2 separate regions of the Homo sapiens genome follow, and region 2 is linked to region 1. A link is a loop called in an ENCODE intact Hi-C map of the cell type or tissue named here. Cell type or tissue: heart left ventricle. All regions are shown on one strand. Each heading gives the region's core, and the rest is flanking DNA. Links, peaks and the distances in the headings are about the cores only. Region 1 holds the start of LOC105374349 (a long non-coding RNA gene). Region 2 has its middle 130 kb from the start of FAM53A.

Region 1 (9,264 bases), core at 715-8,714:
GAGTTGTTTAGAGCATTTCTAAACTTTCAAATCATCTGGCTGCTTCTTTAGACCTTTGCATTCATTTCTAGGTTTATTGCATTGGTGTAAATTATGGTTTAAATAATGAAGCCTGTGAGTGTTTCACCGTTTGGAATGCAGGGAGATATGCGCTCGTGTGTGTGAGCATGAGTGTACCTATGCATGTGAGCACGTGTACCTATGTGTGTGAGCATGAGTACCTATGTTTGTGAGCATGAGTGTAAAGCTATGTGTGTGCACATGAGCGTGTACCTATGTGTGTGCGCATGAGCATGTACCTATGCGTGTGAGCATGAGCGTGTACCTATGCGTGTGAGCACGAGTGTGTACCTATGCCTGCGTGCGCCCTGTGCACATGCATGTATGTCTGTGCACGTGTGTGCATATGTGCCTACAGGCATAACTACATGTGTGCCTACATTTTCTGCATGGGAGTCTGTGTGTAAGTGTACCTGTGTGTGTGCACGTGTAACTGTGTGTCCACAGGTATTTGCAGGTGGGTCTGTGTGCACATGGGCATGTGTGTCCATGTACAACTGTATAATATGCACACGTGTGAGCACTGTGTAGTGTGTGCCTGCGTGGTGTGTATACACAGGCGTGCAAACTGCCCACGTGCATGCACGCCTGTGGAGCGTTCTGTGGCTTCAGACGGCTGCTGAGTCAAGGATGGTGATGAGAGGACTCAGGCTTCGTTCCAGCTTTGTCCCCGTGGCTCTACTCTAAGGGCGCAGATGATAAAACGTCACGAATGGGTGTTGCTTTTATTATTTGTTAGTTGTCTGTTGAGACGGTCATGTGACAGTTCTCTTGTCATCTGTGGGTCGGTCTTCTTGGGGGTCCATGTCAGAATACTGCACAGTGGGCTTAAACAGCAGAGCTGTCTCTCCTCCCAGTTCTGGAGGCTGGAAGTCCGAGATGGAAGCATCAGGAGGGCCACTTTCTCCCAGGGCCTCGCTCTGTGGTTCAAAGGCGGCCACTATCTCCCTGTCTGCACGTGGTCGTTTCTCTGTGTGTGTCTGTGTCCTCATCTTCTTCCTCTTCCTATGAGGACACAGGTCAGATTAGATTAGGACCGACTCGTGTGACCTTATTTAACCCTAACTACCTCTTTAGAGACCGTATCTCCAAATACTAAACTTTTTTTTTTTTTTTTTTGAGATGGAATCTTACTGTGTCACCCAGGCTGGAGTGCAGTGGAGTAATCTCAGCTCACTGCGACCTCCACCTACCGGGTTCAAGCGATTCTCCTACCTCACCCTCCTGAGTAGCTGGGATTACAGGCACGTGCCACCACACCCCTATAATTTTTTGTATTTGTACTAGAGACGGGGTTTCATCATGTTGGCCAGGCTGGTCTCAGACTCCTGACCTCAAGTGATCCACCCATCTTGGCCTCCCAAAGTGTTGGGATTACAGGCGTGAGCCACCATGCCTGGCCGTGGCTTGGATAATTTTTAAAAGTGAGGAGCAATTTTTTTGTTGCTGTTTCCTTGTATATCATGTGTCCCCCGTCCTCAGGAAGCTTTTAAGATCTCTGTATTTTTGGTTTTCAGTGGGTTGCCTGTGGGAGCGGCTTTTCTGTGTGTTTATTCCACGTGTTTGCTGGTTGATTTGGCTGTTTTTTTTAGCTTCTTGAATCAGTGTTTCTATAGCTTTTTCCTTCTGTAGGGTGCCTCAGTCTCCCCACTCTCTTTCTCTGGGGCGTCTCAGAGGCTGCCCAGTGCACCGTGGATATGGCACCTTCCCTCTGTGGTTGGGCGCCTTCAGCTCAGAGGCTGTTTCCCTGGGACTGCTGTGTGCCCTTCCCTGAGGAGTTCCCAGGCAGCGGGGGACACACTCCAGGGACAGGAAGCCGTAATGCCCGGCACAGGAGCCCCACAGTGCTGTCCCTGGACTCTCAGAGGTTAGCATGTGTGGGAACGGCCTGGGCTGCAAGCTGGCCTCACTGCCCCACACTGAGGCCCAGAGACCTGGCCTTGCCTGGGACATGGGGTTGATGGAGACCTTTGCTGCCCACAGCAGGCCTGGGGCTGCCTCTGGCTTGTCCACCGCTGCTATTGCAGCTCCCGGGGCAAAAGGCTGCTGGGAAGCCCCAAGCAGGGTCTCCGCCTGCCTCAGCCCCGCTCCAAGTCGTATGCCTCTCAAGTGACAGGTGGCAGAGTCAGAGCCATCCTGACTCCAGTCTTTCTCCTCTAAAGTGTTATAATAATTTATTGGAAACATTGTTTTTATTGTTAGTATTAATACATTTATTAATTTATTATTATATTATTTTTGAGACAGGGTCTCCCCCAGTCACCAAGATTGGAGTGCAGTGGTGTGATCATGGCTCACTGCAGTCTTGACCTCTGGGGCTCAAACAGTCCTCCTGCCTCACCCTCCCAAAGTGCTGGGACTGCAGGCGCGTGCCATGGTGCCCAGCCTCAACATAAAATTTAGTGTTCAGTTAACTGGCATTTAGTACATTCGTGAGATGGTGCAGACACCGCCTCTCTCTGGTTCCAAACCATTTTATCCCATCGCCCAAATGAGCCCCCTCCCCACGAGTGGGCGCTCCCCACCCTGCCCTGCCCTGGCAGCCTCCCCTCCGCTTGTTGTCTCTGTGGAGCTGGGCATTTCGTAGACGTGGGATCATGCTGTGCGGGCCTTTTCTGTCTGGCTTCCACGATGGTGTTTAGAGCAGGCTCCTGGCCTGTCTTGGGAGTGGCGGTGAGGCTGAGGGGAATTGCTGAGCCTGCCTCAGGTGTGGGACGGACTGGCTGAACGGGGCCCGGGGCGTGTATTTTTGTAGACCCTGCTCTTGCCTGTGTGTCCCCATACACGATTCGTGACACGTGATCCATGAGTTGGGGGTCGGCAAACCGCGGCCCACTGGCCACATACAGACGCGGCCTGTTTCCGTAGAGTTTGATGGGAACTCCCCGACGTGCATTTGTGTAGACCTTGGCTGTGGCTGTTTCGGCTGCAGTGGCAGAGGTGAGTGGTCTCAGCAGACACCATGGGGGCCACAACACCAAGGTGGGCTCTGACCCCCTGGTCACGGGCAGCTCAGAGGACAGGGTGTCTCAGGCCCCTGCAGCAGGTGGCACCAGGGCCAGGCTGTCTTGTGCACCTGCCTCGTGGGCAGCTCCGACAGCTTGGAAGGGGATGACCTACCCCTGTGTGTGAGGAGTTGGTCCCCTTGTCCAGGACTCATACCCTCACCACACCTGGCAGGCAGGCAGCCGGGTGAGGTGTCCAGCGGGGTCTCACTGTGGTCTTTTTGTGCTGGGCGGAGGGGGAAGCAGGGGGACATGGGGAAGGATGAGGAAGGGAGCACAGAAGGGAAGGTCTGGGAGAGGGGAAGCTCCATCCGGCATCTGCTCAGGCCAGGGCCCATCTGAATAAACCACAGCTTTAAGCCGGGGTGTGAGGCCCAGGCTGTCCCCAGCGAGGCCGTGTGTGGTGGAGCTGGGCCAGCCCTCTGGCCACAGAGATGAGCTGTGGGTGGGCCGGGGTGGGCCCAGCCTTGTTCTCAGAGCTGCTTCCGGGACTAACTGCCTTCGGAGACTCAAACGATCCTCCTGCCTCAGCCTCCCAAAGGGACCCCAGGTTGGGTCCCTCTTCCCAAGGGGCTGAGTCTGGGCCTGAGAGCCCTGCTCTGGGAGTCCCCCTTGTACTCTTCACTGAAGCTGGGCACTGGCAAGGCCCTGCCTTAGCCCTGGGCAGCTCCTGTCTGCTGAGGACCCGTGCGGGCAGCCACAGGCAGGATGAGGGGGTGGCCCAGAGCTGGTGGAGCCTGGACAGGCCCAACCCCAGGCCAAGGCCATGGCCAGTGGCCCTCAGGACGGACATGTCTCCTACTGCCCCCTGGCCAGGCCTCCAGGGCACAGTCGAGGCCCAGGACTGACTCGGGCCACCCTAGAGGGGTCCTGAGGCCCCAGGCTCCGCTTTCCCTGGCGGGCCCAGCTGCCGGGTGGTCTGGCCTGGCCTGAGGCTTCGCCCGCACTTCCCCTGGAGGCCGCTGGGTGGCAGCAGAGATTGACTCTAGGTGGTGGCCACAGCCTCGGCCTCCCTCTGTGGGCCCTGGAGTCCTGGTGGAGAGTGCAGACCCCCTGGGGTCCCAGGTGCGGTGGGGATGGGGCTCCCTCCACCATGGGTCTGGCCCACTCTAGTGCCCCAGGGACCCTGCTCCTTCCTCTTCCCAGCTGGGCTGGGCGAGGTATCCGCCTGGAGGGGATCGAGGTGCTGTCCCCCAACGCAGGCATGGCGCACATCCTGGGGTGGACGTGGGTGAGAGGAGAACCCCACGGCCCCTGCCTCCTGGAGACCACGCGGTCACGGGGACTCATCGTGGATTTAAGGCACACAGGGCCCCAGGGGAGAAGGTACTCAAACTCAGGTGTTCCAAGGCCCCCTTATCTTGGGCTACGGAGTAGGGGACCCTGCAGTGGGCGAAGCCTGGGGAGTCTTAGTGCAAGTGTGTGCCCTCCCCCCATGCCAACCTCCCCCATGCCACCCTCCCCCATGCCACCCTCCCCCCATGGCACCCTCCCCCCATGCCACTCCCCCATGCCACCCTCCCCCCATGGCACCCTCCCCCCCATGCCACTCCCCCATGCCACCCTCCCCCATGCCACCCTCCCGCCATGCCACTCTTCCCGTGCCACCCTCCCACCATGCCACCCTCCCCCATGCCACCCTCCCCCCATGCCACCCTCCCCATGCCACTCTCCCCCATGCCACCCTCCCCCCGTGGCATGCTCCCCCTGCCACCCTCCCCCCATGCCACCCTCCCCCCGTGCCACCCTCCCCGCCCAGGTGCGCCCTCCCTTCGTGCCACGCACCCCCCGAGGTGCACCCTCCCCCCATGCCACCCTCCCCCATGCCACCCTCCCGCCATGCCACTCTCCCCGTGCCACCCTCCCGCCATGCCACCCTCCCCGTGCCACCCTCCCGCCATGCCACCCTCCCCCATGCCACCCTCCCCCATGCCACCCTCTCCCATGCCACCCTCCCCCATGCCACCCTCCCCATGCCACCCCCCCCATGCCACTCTCCCCCATGCCACCCTCCCCCCGTGGCACCCTCCCCCCGTGCCACCCTCCCCGTCCAGGTACACCCTCCCCCCATGCCACCCTCCCCCCGTGCCACCCTCCCCCTATGCCACCCTCCCTGTTCAGGTACACCCTCCCCTGGGCCACCCTCCCTGCCCACGTGCGTGCCCTCCCCCGTGCCACCCTCCCCGCCCAGGTGCACCCTCCCTTCATGCCACCCACCCCCTGAGGTGCACCCTCCCCCCGTGCCACCCTCCCCACCCAGGTGCATGTGGGTTGACCCCAGGGCCTATGGAATCCTCTCAGCCTCATCACTGGATGCTGCCGTTGACAGGAGGACCCTGAAGGTAGATGGGACTTGCCTGCGGGCATCAGCTCACAAGCAGAGCCTGTCTCTCCCAGAGTCACTTCATGGTGGGTGGGAGGCTCATGGCTCAAGCTCCAGGCCCCCTGCATGACCTCTGGAGGGGCTGCCCTGCTGAGTGGAGACCCCCAGGTGGGGCTGCTGCTGGGACACATGCCAGAGGGCAAGGGGGTGGTGGAGGGAGGGAGTGGGACCCTCTGGCCCTGGGCTTCCTCCCCGACACCCTTCCCCTGCAGGCCTCAGCTGCAGCTCTTGGCCACTTGGCCCCAGTGTGGACACTGTCTCTGCCCTGGAGAATGTGGAGAGGACAAGAAGGATCAGGCCCACGGCGGATGGGAGCCCCAGCTCTCCACCATGCTGTGGGGAGGGGTCAGCCTGGCAGGGTCTGCTGGGGAGCTGTGGCCAGGTGGGCTCCAAGCAGGGGACTGGGTGTGTGTGGCACCCCAGGGTGCTTTCCATCTGAGTCTCCAGCGTAAGCAGCCCCGTGGTTATACAAGTGACTGTGGTCCATAAACATTCCGGGAGGTGTATCCGTCAGTCGGCAGTTCACGGCTGCTCTGTCACCCGAGGGCGTGAGCTACTCAGGGAACAGAAACACCAACCAAGCGGCCACCATGGCCTCAGCAGGATCAGGCCCTGCCTGAGCACTCTGGGTGCCTTGGGGTCAAATGGTAGTGGTCGTGTTCCCTTCTCCTGCTGGGCTGGGCCCTGAGTGCCCAGTGCTGGGGCCGGTGGGGACCTGGTTGGCTGAGGGAGGCTGTGTGTGAGGGTGCAAGGCCAAGCTGGACGGCTTCCTGGGGGCCGACCTGGGGGCACCGGAGCGAAGCCCCACCCTCCTGGCCTGCGTCCACATGGCCACGCTTGGTCCTGTGCCTCTGGCTGGCCTCACTGGGCCCATGGTTGCCACTCTTTGCCAAGCCTTAGTCTGTCCTGTCCCACAGCCCCTGCCCTCAGGCAGCCTCCAGGCCAGGCCCCCACCCTCTCCATCTGGAGGCTGGGGGAGGGCTGGCCCCTCCCCACATACAGGCCACAGAACCTGTGATTGAGCCCTGGCCAGGGGCTCAATCAGTTGGATGAACAGTGGGTGGGTTTGTGATGGAGACTCAGGGCTGTGTGTTGGCACTGCCAGGCTGAGTCTCTGGGCTCAGGGCATGGCTGTAGCTGAGAGTCTACACTGTCCTGGGTCCCCCAGACTCAAAACATCACTGTGGCTGAGAGTCTGCACTGTCCCGGGTCCTCCCCGGGTCCCCCCGGGCTCAGGGCATGGCCGTGGCTGAGAGTTTACACTGTCCCGGGTCCCCCAGATGCAAAACATCACTGTGGCTGAGAGTCTACACTGTCCCAGGTCCTCCCCGGGTCCCCCCGGGCTCAGGGCATGGCTGTGGCTGAGAGTCTACACTGTCCCGGGTCCTCCCCTGGTCCCCCCGGGCTCAGGGCATGGCCGTGGCTGAGAGTCTACACTGGGTCCTCCCCGACTTCCCCGCTGGGTCTGGTGATCGGGGTTCTTCCTGTTCTGTGTGACTGGCAGCCTCTGGTCTGCGTCGGGCTCCCTGGGCTCTGCTGTCTGGGTCAGCTTCTGCTGTGAGATGCTGTGGAAGGAAAGCCCACGTGGACGGCTCGTGACGGCCACCGTCTGTTCATGCTCCATGCAGCTGTAGTCACTTGGGCTCAGCTTGGGGTAAGGTCCGGCCTGACCCCTACCTCCTCCTCCTGGGCCAACCGCCCCTGGCTTGCTCTGCTCCTGGTGTGGGCAGAGCACAAGACGAAAGCCCTATGCACCAGGGTCATCCAGGAGCCAGATGGAGACAGGAACAAGGCCCAGAAGGACGGCAGGGGCTCACACCACTTCCCCTGCACCCTGGCAGGCAGCCACACCGAGTCGGGGCAGGAAAAACATGCTGGGCCGCCTCCTGGAAGGCTCTGCAGAGGATCCTGTGGAGGATTCTGATGGGCGGATCCTGGGGAAGGGGTTGGAAGCCCAGATCCCACCCGCTGAACCTGCCTCTGGGGTCTCTGGACAGCTCCTGGCTGCCCAGACATGACCTGTGCTGGCCAGGGCGGTGGCTTCAGTCTCCCCCAAGGCTCCACTTGGCGTGACCCTGACCACGTGGGCCGGGACGTGGGGCCTTCTGATCACCTGGCGTGACCCTGACCATGTGGGCCGGGACGTGGGGCCTTCTGATCACCTGGCGTGACCCTGACCACATGGGCTGGTACGTAGGGCCTTCTGATCACCTGGCGTGACCCTGACCACGTGGGTCGGGACGTGGGGCCTTCTGATCACCTGGCGTGACCCTGACCACGTGGGTCGGGACATGGGGGCTTCTGATCACCTGGCGTGACCCTGACCACGTGGGCCGGGACGTGGGGCCTTCTGATCACCTGGTGTGACCCCTGACCACGTGGGCCGGGACGTGGGGCCTTCTGATCACCTGGTGTGACCCTGACCACGTGGGCCGGGACGTGGGGCCTTCTGATCACCTGGTGTGACCCTGACCACGTGGGTCGGGACGTGGGGGCTTCTGATCACCTGGCGTGACCCTGACCACGTGGGCCGGGACGTGGGGCCTTCTGATCACCTGGTGTGACCCCTGACCACGTGGGCCGGGACGTGGGGCCTTCTGATCACCTGGTGTGACCCCTGACCACGTGGGTCGGGACGTGGGGCCTTCTGATCACCTGGCGTGACCCTGACCACGTGGGCTGGGACGTGGGGCCTTCTGATCACCTGGTGTGACCCCTGACCACGTGGGCCGGGACGTGGGGCCTTCTGATCACCTGGTGTGACCCCTGACCACGTGGGTCGGGACGTGGGGGCTTCTGATCACCTGGCGTGACCCTGACCACGTGGGCCGGGACGTGGGGCCTTCTGATCACCTGGCGTGACCCTGACCACGTGGGCTGGGACGTGGGGCCTTCTGATCACCTGGTGTGACCCCTGACCACGTGGGCCGGGACGTGGGGGCTTCTGATCACTTGGCGTGACCCTGACCACGTGGGCCGGGACGTGGGGGCTTCTGATCACCTGGTGTGACCCCTGACCACGTGGGCCGGGACATAGGACCTTCTGATGCCTTTTGGGCCCTTGGGTCCTTGAGTGGTTCTTCCAGGAGGGCCTCTGGGGGAGTCTGGAGTGTGCCCGCATGTCAGGGGAGAGCTTTGCTGTCATCTGGCGTGAAACACAGCATCTGGGACAGAATTCCAGGTGCCTTCTCAGCCAGACCCGCAGCGTGGCGGTACCTGGCGTGGTGGCGGGGAGGCGGGCTGGCCTGGCTGTGAGTCCTCACCTTTGGTTTGCGCGGAGGGTTCTGTTATTGCCTTTGAGGATGTAGATGTCTCCAGAGGGGCTGAGTGGGAATCTTCCTACAGGTTTTGCCTGGAATGGGGGCCCTGGAGTCCCTGCGCAGTCACCCCTGCCGTCCTTCTGGGCCTTGTTCCTTTCTCCGTCTCACTCCTGGATGACCCGTCAGCCTCCGCACTGTCACATTTGTGGTTCGGGGGGTCACGGCGCTTTCTGCCTCTTGAAGCACCAGTCCCCCTCAGAGCCTCAGTTTCTCCACTATGAAGCAGGGATACCTGTGTCTCCCTTGACACAGCGCCTGACCTGGGGGCATCCCTGGTGAGCCCTGCGTCCAGCCCCACCCTGCCTGCCGTGGGCCCTGCGAAGTGCTGGGCAGTGGACATGGCCACTGTGTCACAGACAAGATGAGGCCCAGGGACCTGAGCCAGTCGTGGCCCATGCCCATGCCCACAATGCCAGCCCTCCCTGGCCCCACTGAGCAAGGGGCTCTTCTATGCCTCAGGGAGGGGGCACCTGGCCACCAGTGGTCCCTGCAGACG
Region 2 (9,264 bases), core at 925-8,924, 79 kb after region 1:
CAGCCGCAGGCATCGGCAAGCGGGGCATAAATAAATGGATGACGGGACGGGCAGGTCGAGGCTGGTGGGGGCCGTGGCTGCACAGGCAGAAGGCGGTCTGGGGGTGGACAGACATGCTCTGGTTGAATAGATGGACGCACGGGTGGCTGGGTTTGGGATTTAGTGGGCAGGTGGGTGCATAGGTGGGTGGGGGAGGAATTGGGCGGGTGGAGACAGTAGTGAGGGGGTGTGTTTGGGAGCCCATGGGTGGGTGGGTGCATGAGCAGGTGGGTTTCTGGGCAGTGGTAGGTGGGCTGGTGCCTGGCGGGGGCCTGGGTACGGCCCGAGGGGCTTGCCCACTGGGCTTCTCCTGGCCTCCCCTGTTGGTGGAAGCCTCAGAGCCGCGGGACCCGGGAGTGGCGCTTTTGTCTGTTGCTTGGAAATAAACAAACCAAAAGAGAGACGCCGGCTGCCCCCTGAGGGCACCTGGAAACCACATACCGAGGTGATGGGGAGACAGACCGGGGGGCTGGTGAGGAGGGGTCCCCGTCAGACAGGTCAGACAGAGGGTGAGGGGTGGTTGCTGGGGTCGGGGCGAGGCAGCCTCATAGGCATTGAGTCCCAATTGCGCATGGGATGTCAGGGGCCTGTGGGGTCTGGGCCAGGGAGAGACCTGGCAGCCGGGGAGGGAGTGGCCTGGCAGCCGGGGAGGGGGTGGGAGCTGGCTCTGAGGGGGGCAACTGAGTGGGCTCCCTGGAGGAGGAGTGCCTGCAGGCCAGGGGGCTGTGGGTCATGGGGGCTCAGGGGAGAGCGATAGCTATGTCTGAACAAAAGGGTGGAGGCGGCACAGACCGGAGATCTCAGAGGAGGCATGGCGTCCCACAGCTGCGGAGGTGCAGGGCTGAGACCCCGGCAGGCCTCGTCGGGCGGCTGCCCATTCTCTCCAGGAGCCCCGTGGTGGGTGCGTCGTCCAGGCCATCCTGCTCAGCTTCGTGGACGTTGCACGCCATGCTTGCACCAGCTGGCGGGGCTGCCCCTCTAGCATTCTTTCCCAGGCATCTGGGCTGGGGGGCGGTGATGTGGAGAAGGCATCATTGAAGATGTTGTCGGGCCTGTGGGTTTCTTCCCTGCATCCCCCGGGCAGGCAGCTCACGCCATCACCCCAAGCCGTGCTGTGGAGGAGAGGAGCCATGGGTGCCTGTGAAGGGGTTGTTATTACACCGCCCTTGAAAACAGTCCCGTTATCAACTCTTCCACTCAATGGTTATGCCAGCAGCATTTATGTGCGCTGGTGACGGGGGCCTCGAGGCTCAGTACCGCCTGGCAGCCCTGGAGCCTCGGACCGGGTGCCCCGTATTCTCCTCGGCTAGATTAGGCCCCAGTGCCATCCTCCAAGCACCGAGGGCTTCCCGGGCCCCTTCCCAGACCCCGCCCCCCAACCTGCTTCCTTTTGCTAAAAAGCTAGATTTTTCTACTATTTGTGCTGCTTTTAATCCATAGGAAGTCAATTTTCCACTCATATATTAGTTTATTTTATATTTTCAAATTGATTCGACTATGCATTGATTTCCTGTTGTGGGCATTGTGTCCTGAGCCGGGATTACGCGTTTCGGAGAAGTGGATACTCGTGGCACATAAAGGTGCTTCTACGCCACAGAGCTCTTATCTTGAAGAGGGAGAGTCCAATTTTATTGAAACAGCTAAAATCCCACTTAATTGAATTTTTTTGCTCTAAGATGTACAAGCTTAGAGACGTTTGCTTTCCAATTCAACTCAGGCTCCGTGGTGTTTAAATTTCCAAACCCATAAAGACCTTTATGAAAAAGACCCTACAAATATTGTATTTCTGAGCGGGCGCGTCGGTGAGCACCCGGGTGGGAGTGGGGAGGCATCCGTGCCCTTGGACAGCCTTTGATCCTGCGGAGGGGCCCCGGGCGCTGGCTCCTGGACGGTGCCTCCCCTGGACCGCTCGCTCCCTTCCTTCGGGCCAGGCAGTTTCCTCTCCCCGCTGTGCTCGGTGGCCTGGGCTCTGCGGCTTCCTTAGTGGCCTTTCTGGGCGTCGCGAGGGTGCTGACCCCACCCTTGCCCCCACCCTTGTAGTGGCCGGGCCAGGTGGCCCTCATTCGTCAGGGACTGGCCCTGGCTGCCCGGTGGCTGAGCTGGGCTTTGACCCTGGCCACTGGCTCCCAGGCCCTCTCCCCTCACCTCCCACTGACTCTCAGGGAGGAGAGAGGAGAGGGGGTGAGCAGGCCGCACTCAGCGCCCAGCTCTCTGGAGCTGCTAGACGAAGCCTCCTGGACAGCAGCCTCTGCCACCGCTCGGCCCAGGCCATGCCCAGGGCAGGGGTGTGGCCAGTGTGTGTGGGGACCTGGGTCTGGGCGGGGTCTTCACTGCACCTGCCCTGGGCCTGGGCTCCAGGCCCACCAGTCACAGCTGGGTGAATGAAGGGGTGCCTGAGAGTTGGGGACCCTCTGTCTTGGGGTGTCTTAGGTGAGTCTGGGACCCTCTGTCTGGGGGTATTTCTCAGGTGAGTCTGGGACCCTCTGTCTGGGGGTGTCTTAGGTGAGTTTGGGACCCTCTGTCTGGGGGTATTTCTTAGGTGAGTCTGGGACCCTCTGTCTGGGGGTATTTCTCAGGTGAGGCTGGGACCCTCTGTCTGGGGGTATTTCTCAGGTGAGTCTGGGACCCTCTGTCTGGGGGTGTCTTAGCTGAGTCTGGGACCCTCTGTCTGGGGGTGTCTCTGAGGTGAGCTTGGGACCCTCTGTCTGGGGGTGTCTTAGGTGAGTCTGGGACCCTCTGTCTGGGGGTGTCTTAGGTGAGTCTGGGACCTTCTGTCTGGGGGTGTCTGTTGGGTTGGCTGAGACCCTCTGTCTGGGGGTGTCTCTGAGGTGAGTTTGGGACCCTCTGTCTGGGGGTGTCTCTGAGGTGAGTTTGGGACCCTCTGTCTGGGGGTGTCTTAGGTGAGTCTGGGACCCTCTGTCTGGGGGTATTTCTCAGGTGAGTCTGGGACCCTCTGTCTGGGGGTGTCTTAGCTGAGTCTGGGACCCTCTGTCTGGGGGTGTCTCTGAGGTGAGCTTGGGACCCTCTGTCTGGGGGTGTCTTAGGTGAGTCTGGGACCCTCTGTCTGGGGGTTCTTAGGTGAGTCTGGGACCTTCTGTCTGGGGGTATCTGTTGGGTTGGCTGGGCCTCCTCTGTCCTCAGGAGGCAACCTTGTCTTGCTCGCTGAGCCTGGCTGCCTCTTGAGTCCTGGAACCCGCTTGGCTGCTCCAGGCACGTGCTGGCCTCATGGGCACCAACCCACATGCAGGGACACAGGCTCCTGTGTGCTCTGCTCAGATGCAGCTCCACCTCCTGCCAGGTGCCACATGTGCCCCCCATGGAGTCATGCCCTGCTGCCCAGGCCCCACCTGACCACATCCAGCCTCCGTCAAGGCCTGGTCCCCATCCCTGGAAAGGCCAGACACTGGGCCGTGACACCCCCTTCCCACCTCCCACCTGCCCACCGGACTCTTTACTGAGTCTGCCCTGGCCTGGGGCCTGAGCACCTGTGGGCTGGGCATGGCCAGGTGGAGTGGACCCTGGGGACCCTAAGAAGCTCCTCCCAGCCTTGAGCGTCCACCCCAGCCATGCCCCTGGGGCTCCTAAATCCCCATGGCCCTTAGACACACTGAGGGGGAATGGTGGGTCCAAGGACAGCTCCTTCCCCCTGGAGACGGGGTGGGGTCTAGGCCTGCTTCACCTCTGGTCCCCTACCCCAGCCTCAGTTTCCCTCTAGCGCCAGGGGCTGGGGCTACACCTCACTCCTGTGGCCGCTGGATTGGTGGTCTGAATGCCAAGCTGGGGCAGACGGGAGCTTGGCCTGACTCCAGGCCCTGCACTGGCCATGGCGCCGTGAGTGGGTGGCCCCCTCAACTGTTGGGGGGGTGGCCCTGCCTCTGGGGACACCAGCCCCCTCTCCCCAGCCTGTACTATCATCTGTTCTTCACGGTTCCTCTGTCTTCCCACCACCTTTGGCCGGGTTCGGAGCCCTCCTGGTGTGCTGGGCCCCGGGGCTGTCCTGCCCAGGCAGTGAGTGTCATTTAGGGGGGCAGGCTGGGGTGGGCAGTGGTGCTGGGTGCCGAAGAAGGCCTGTCTCTCTAGGTGAGGCCTCTCTCTAGGAGTGCTGGGCCGGGTGCAGGGCCAGCAACTCAGGCGTGCACAGCCCTGACCGTTATCCGATGCCTCTTCACACACAGTTGCACAGACGACAGTTTAATGGCGCTTTGTAATGGGAGCTCCTCTGTATCTCTATCCCATGAAAATGGCTAACGGTGATAAGGGAAGGAAGAAATGAAGAGTCTGCAAGGCCCCTGCCCACCTGCTCCTGAGAACACGCTCGCCACCTGCGGGCATCGCCTTTGCTCCCTGTAGCCTCCAGGAGATCTCTGACCCACCAGGGGCAGGGGAGGGCATTGGTGGGGGGCTGGGGGCATACAAGGGGAGGCCGGGGCTGGGCCCAGGGGTGGCCGCCGGCCCCTTCTTCTGTTTCTGGGGTGGGAGGGCTTTGGCAGGGCCCTTTTGGGGTGTGTGGCCCGACCCAGCCTGGGTGGTGCAGCCCTGAGGGCCCGGGCAGTGCAGGGAGAGCCCAGGTCTGCAGCCCTTGAGCAGCAGGTTTCATCATTCATTCATCCATTTAGTGGCTGTTTCCTGAAAAACCTCTGGGACTGCGCCCCAAACCTCCCGAGTCTTAGAGAGTCATGCAGCCGGAGAGTGGCTGCTCCTAGGGCGGGAGTTCAGGGGAGGTGCAGTCAGCTCAGAGTCACCACTGGGCAGTGCAGTCTGGGGAGACTTCCTGGAGGAGGTGGCATTGTCACCGTGCCCCGAAGCATTTGAGCCCCTGGACTCGGGACCCCTCGCTGCCCAGGGGCATTGCCGGCCATCACTCTTCTCCCCGACAGTTTGTGCTGTCCCAGAAGAGCACAGCTGCTGAAATGTGCTCCCCATCTCCCCTGACAAGCTCCACCATCTTGCCCCATCCTCCCCTGCCAGCCCCTCGGGGGCGTGTGGGACAGGACACCCAAGTCCCGCTCCTTCTTGCCCTCAGCATCCCCTCTCAGCTTGTGCACACTAGAGGCTGGATCTGGAGGATGGGGCAGAGAGGCCTCCGGGTCCTGTTGTGGGGACGGCTGGCACCGGCCTTCGGCCTTCAGTGGGTGGTCCCACTGAAGCACGGCCTTCTCTGGCCCCATGCCTGACTGTGAATGGGTGAGGCTCTGAGGACCACAGAGACCTGTCCCTCAGGCCCTGCCCATCCCTCCTGCCTGGGGCTCTGGGGCTGGGTCAGTGAGAGCAGATCAGGCAGTATCTGGGGAGTCCCAGCTCTGCCCTCAACTTGCCCTGAGGTGACAAAGCCTCGACTGAAGGCGAGTGGGACCCACTGGGTCTGCAGTAGGGAAGGTCCAGGCCCGACCACACCTGGGGGCTGTCCCGGCTCTGGCCTTGGCCCAGGCCCCCCCCACCACCCCGACCAAGCTGGCCTTCCTGCCTGCACCCATCTGGGTCTTCTGTGCCCCTGAGCTGGGGCAGTGCCCCCGCCAGCATCCCAAGAACAGGAACGGGCCGCAGAGGACCAGATGTGACTGCACAGGGGCCTGGACGCCAGCTTCTTCCCTCCCGCCTGCTTTCTCACCTGGAACCGTGGCCATCTCAGAGGAAACCCGCCTGTCTCGGGATTTTCTCACCCGCAGAGCGGGGAGGGCCCTCTGGGCTGCCTGCAGTGCACCGTGTGTCCAGCAGGGGGCAAGCGCCCGGCCCCGGAGCCGCAGCAGGGTCCGCTTGGGGCCGCACAGGGTCCTCGCCCGACCTGTGTCTGAACACGCAGGAGCGGCCGGGCCAGGCAGTCCCAGCGCATTTTAATAGTGGAATGTAATTCCTGGGCGGCAGAAAAATGAAAGTGAGAAGTCTATGAATTATTGCAAATGCTCTCGATCTGCTGGGCCGTGCAGCGGGGCCCTGGGCTGCAAAGCCTTTTTTTCTCATGTTTAAGTTGGCGTGGAAGATGAAATAGTCACAGAGACGCAGTGGCCCCTCAAAGCTGTTATTGCCAGCTGTGTGTCTCCTGTAAACACTTTTCTGATTTATAACCTCACTCTGCTTTATAAATGGAAAAACCAGAAACGCCTTCAGGAGCAGCCTTTCACCGCCCAAGAGGCCTCTGCGTCCACACGTGGCCGCGGGGGCAGGGTGCCGAGGCTTCTGGTCAGCCTTCCTTCCCAGGGCCAAGGCCTCCACCTAGGCCTGGCGCGAATGTGGGTCCCGGAAGGGTGACCCACGGTGCCTGTTTGCCTGGGACGGACGGGGTTTCCGGAACTCGGGGAATTCGATGCAAACCTGGCAGGTTCCCGGCAAGCTGCTTCCCTGGACTCTGGCGGTTCTTCTTTTGGTCGACAGATGCTGTGGACGGGTTTTCTGTTTGTTTTGGAAGGAGAGGGGGTACTCAGACATCCGGCGATTGTCTTTGCTGGCCTGTGTCCGAGAGGGGAAGCTGATGCCTGTGGCTGGAGGACCTCGTGTCGTACCTAGAGTCCCCTCAGGACGGCCGACTGCCAGCCATGGGCCACCCGGGAGCTCACCCCACAGCCCCACCTCGGTGCCCACACCTGGGCCAGGTGGCCATGGGGTCCCCAAGCCTCGTGCAGATGAGGGAAGGGACTCGCTGCAGCCTCCATGCTGGCGTCTGGCCTCAGAAAGAGGGCTCAGGAAACGTTGGCCACTGACTCCTGATATCACAGTAACCCAGGGCGGCTGGGATGCTGTCCTGCTCAATGGGGAACTGAGTCACTTGTCCCAAGTCCTGCAGTGACCCAGAACCGTGCAGGTCCAACCCGGAGCAGCAGAGCCCTTGGAGCAGGCGGTGTGGATGGCAGCCCCATCACAGCCAGGATGCGGGGTCAGCTGGGGTGTGGGTTGTCAGTCTCCTGGAGTTGTCTGGGGTGTGGGTTGTCAGCATACTGGGGTTGCCTAGGGTTATTTGGGGAGTGGGTTGTCAGTGTCCCGGGGTTGTCTGGGATTGTCTGGGGTGTGGGTTGTCAGTGTCCCAGGGTTATTTCGGGTGTGGGTGTGGGTTTTCAGTGCCTCGGGGTTGTCTAGGGTGTGGACTGTCGATGTCCCGGGGTCGTCTGGGGTGTGGGATGTGGGTTGTGGCCTGGGGTTACCTGGGGCGATGCCTCCCCTCTCCGGGGCAGGTCTTCGTAACATCAGGAATTTGCAGGCACATGTGTCTGGGTGTTGGGAAGCAAACAGTCTGTGCTGGATTTGCTGTGTGGATTCTTGAATTATCTGGAGAATACAAGCTTCTTGATGAAAAGTGTGATTTTGTGTTATGAACCGGAGAGTCATGGGCTATCAGGCCGGGGGCTGGGTAATGTCCTGAATGGCAGGCGCTGTCGTTTCCAGGAAAGACGATGGTGTGAACGTGCCATTCACCCTTTAGAGCCCGAGGCTCAGGGCCCACACTGAGGCCCTGCACTGCTTCTAAGTCTGCCCAGGATCAAGAGCCCTTGGGCAGGGGGTGTGGGTCCCTGGAGACAAGTTTATCAGTAAAGCAGGAGACCTTGACCGCCAGCTGAGAGCCTGGGGCGGGTCTGGCTGTCCAGCTGAGAGCCTGGGGCAGGGGTCCGGCTGTCCTGCTGAGAGCCTGGGGCAGGGGGTCCGGCTGTCCTGCTGAGAGCCTGGGGCAAGGGGTCCGGCTGTCCTGCTGAGTACCTGGGGCAGGGGTCCGGCTGTCCTGCTGAGAGCCTGGGGCAAGGGGTCCGGCTGTCCTGCTGAGTACCTGGGGTAGGGGTCCGGCTGTCCTGCTGAGTACCTGGGGCAGGGGTCCGGCTGTCCTGCTGAGAGCCTGGGGCAAGGGGTCCGGCTGTCCTGCTGAGAGCCTGGGGCAGGGGTCCGGCTGTCCTGCTGAGAGCCTGGGGCAGGGGTCCGGCTGTCCTGCTGAGAGCCTGGGGCAGGGGTCCGGCTGTCCTGCTGAGAGCCTGGGGCAGGGGTCCGGCTGTCCTGCTGAGAGCCTGGGGCAGGGGTCCGGCTGTCCTGCTGAGAGCCTGGGGCAGGGGTCCGGCTGTCCTGCTGAGTACCTGGGGCAGGGGTCCGGCTGTCCTGCTGAGAGCCTGGGGCAGGGGTCCGGCTGTCCTGCTGAGAGCCTGGGGCAGGGGTCCGGCTGTCCTGCTGAGAGCCTGGGGCAGGGGTCCGGCTGTCCTGCTGAGTACCTGGGGCAGGGGTCCGGCTGTCCTGCTGAGAGCCTGGGGCAGGGGGTCCGGCTGTCCAGCTGAGAGCCTGGGGCAGGGGTCCGGCTGTCCTGCTGAGAGCCTGGGGCAGGGGTCTGGCTGTCCTGCTGAGAGCCTGGGGCAGGGGTCCGGCTGTCCTGCTGAGTACCTGGGGCAGGGGTCCGGCTGTCCTGCTGAGAGCCTGGGGCAAGGGGTCCGGCTGTCCTGCTGAGTACCTGGGGTAGGGGTCCGGCTGTCCTGCTGAGTACCTGGGGCAGGGGTCCGGCTGTCCTGCTGAGAGCCTGGGGCAAGGGGTCCGGCTGTCCTGCTGAGAGCCTGGGGCAGGGGTCCGGCTGTCCTGCTGAGAGCCTGGGGCAGGGGTCCGGCTGTCCTGCTGAGAGCCTGGGGCAGGGGTCCGGCTGTCCTGCTGAGAGCCTGGGGCAGGGGTCCGGCTGTCCTGCTGAGAGCCTGGGGCAGGGGTCCGGCTGTCCTGCTGAGAGCCTGGGGCAGGGGTCCGGCTGTCCTGCTGAGTACCTGGGGCAGGGGTCCGGCTGTCCTGCTGAGAGCCTGGGGCAGGGGTCCGGCTGTCCTGCTGAGAGCCTGGGGCAGGGGTCCGGCTGTCCTGCTGAGAGCCTGGGGCAGGGGTCCGGCTGTCCTGCTGAGTACCTGGGGCAGGGGTCCGGCTGTCCTGCTGAGAGCCTGGGGCAGGGGTCCGGCTGTCCTGCTGAGAGCCTGGGGCGGGTCTGGCTGTCCTGCTGAGTACCTGGGGCAGGGGTCCGGCTGTCCTGCTGAGAGCCTGGGGCAGGGGTCCGGCTGTCCTGCTGAGAGCCTGGGGCAGGGGTCCGGCTGTCCTGCTGAGAGCCTGGGGCAGGGGTCCGGCTGTCCTGCTGAGAGCCTGGGGCAGGGGTCCGGCTGTCCTGCTGAGTACCTGGGGCAGGGGTCCGGCTGTCCTGCTGAGAGCCTGGGGCAGGGGTCCGGCTGTCCTGCTGAGAGCCTGGGGCAGGGGTCCGGCTGTCCTGCTGAGAGCCTGGGGCAGGGGTCCGGCTGT

Evidence for each region. Peaks named below come from ENCODE experiments on the same cell type or tissue, not always from the same donor. Only the 100,000 strongest peaks of a DNase experiment are listed, where the experiment ranks them.
Region 2: a loop joins it to region 1, with 2.7 times the contacts of the local background. A loop is called at or near these places in 1 of 110 quality-filtered maps.

The regions. Positions count from the first base shown.
Region 1 is chr4:1,624,079-1,633,342 of GRCh38, reverse strand. It overlaps LOC105374349 (a long non-coding RNA gene), which reads left to right and starts at 4,058. Exons shown (of 3, transcript XR_925052.3): 1 at 4,058-4,391; 2 at 5,326-5,407; 3 at 5,661-6,029. It also overlaps a transcript of FAM53A not described here. RefSeq lists an enhancer at 4,091-4,230. In heart left ventricle, for the core only: CTCF peaks have their summits at 3,813 and 4,021 (motif pointing right); a DNase peak (open chromatin) is centred at 4,022.
Region 2 is chr4:1,545,518-1,554,781 of GRCh38, reverse strand. No RefSeq gene overlaps it. Among named protein-coding and RNA genes, the nearest start is that of FAM53A, 130 kb to the left of the region's middle. RefSeq lists silencers at 2,772-2,942, 5,659-5,778 and an enhancer at 5,038-5,894. In heart left ventricle, for the core only: a CTCF peak has its summit at 5,758 (motif pointing right); DNase peaks (open chromatin) are centred at 5,741, 6,241, 6,551, 6,821 and 2 weaker places; H3K4me3 peaks cover 2,527 bases; H3K27ac peaks cover 1,837 bases; H3K27me3 peaks cover 2,196 bases.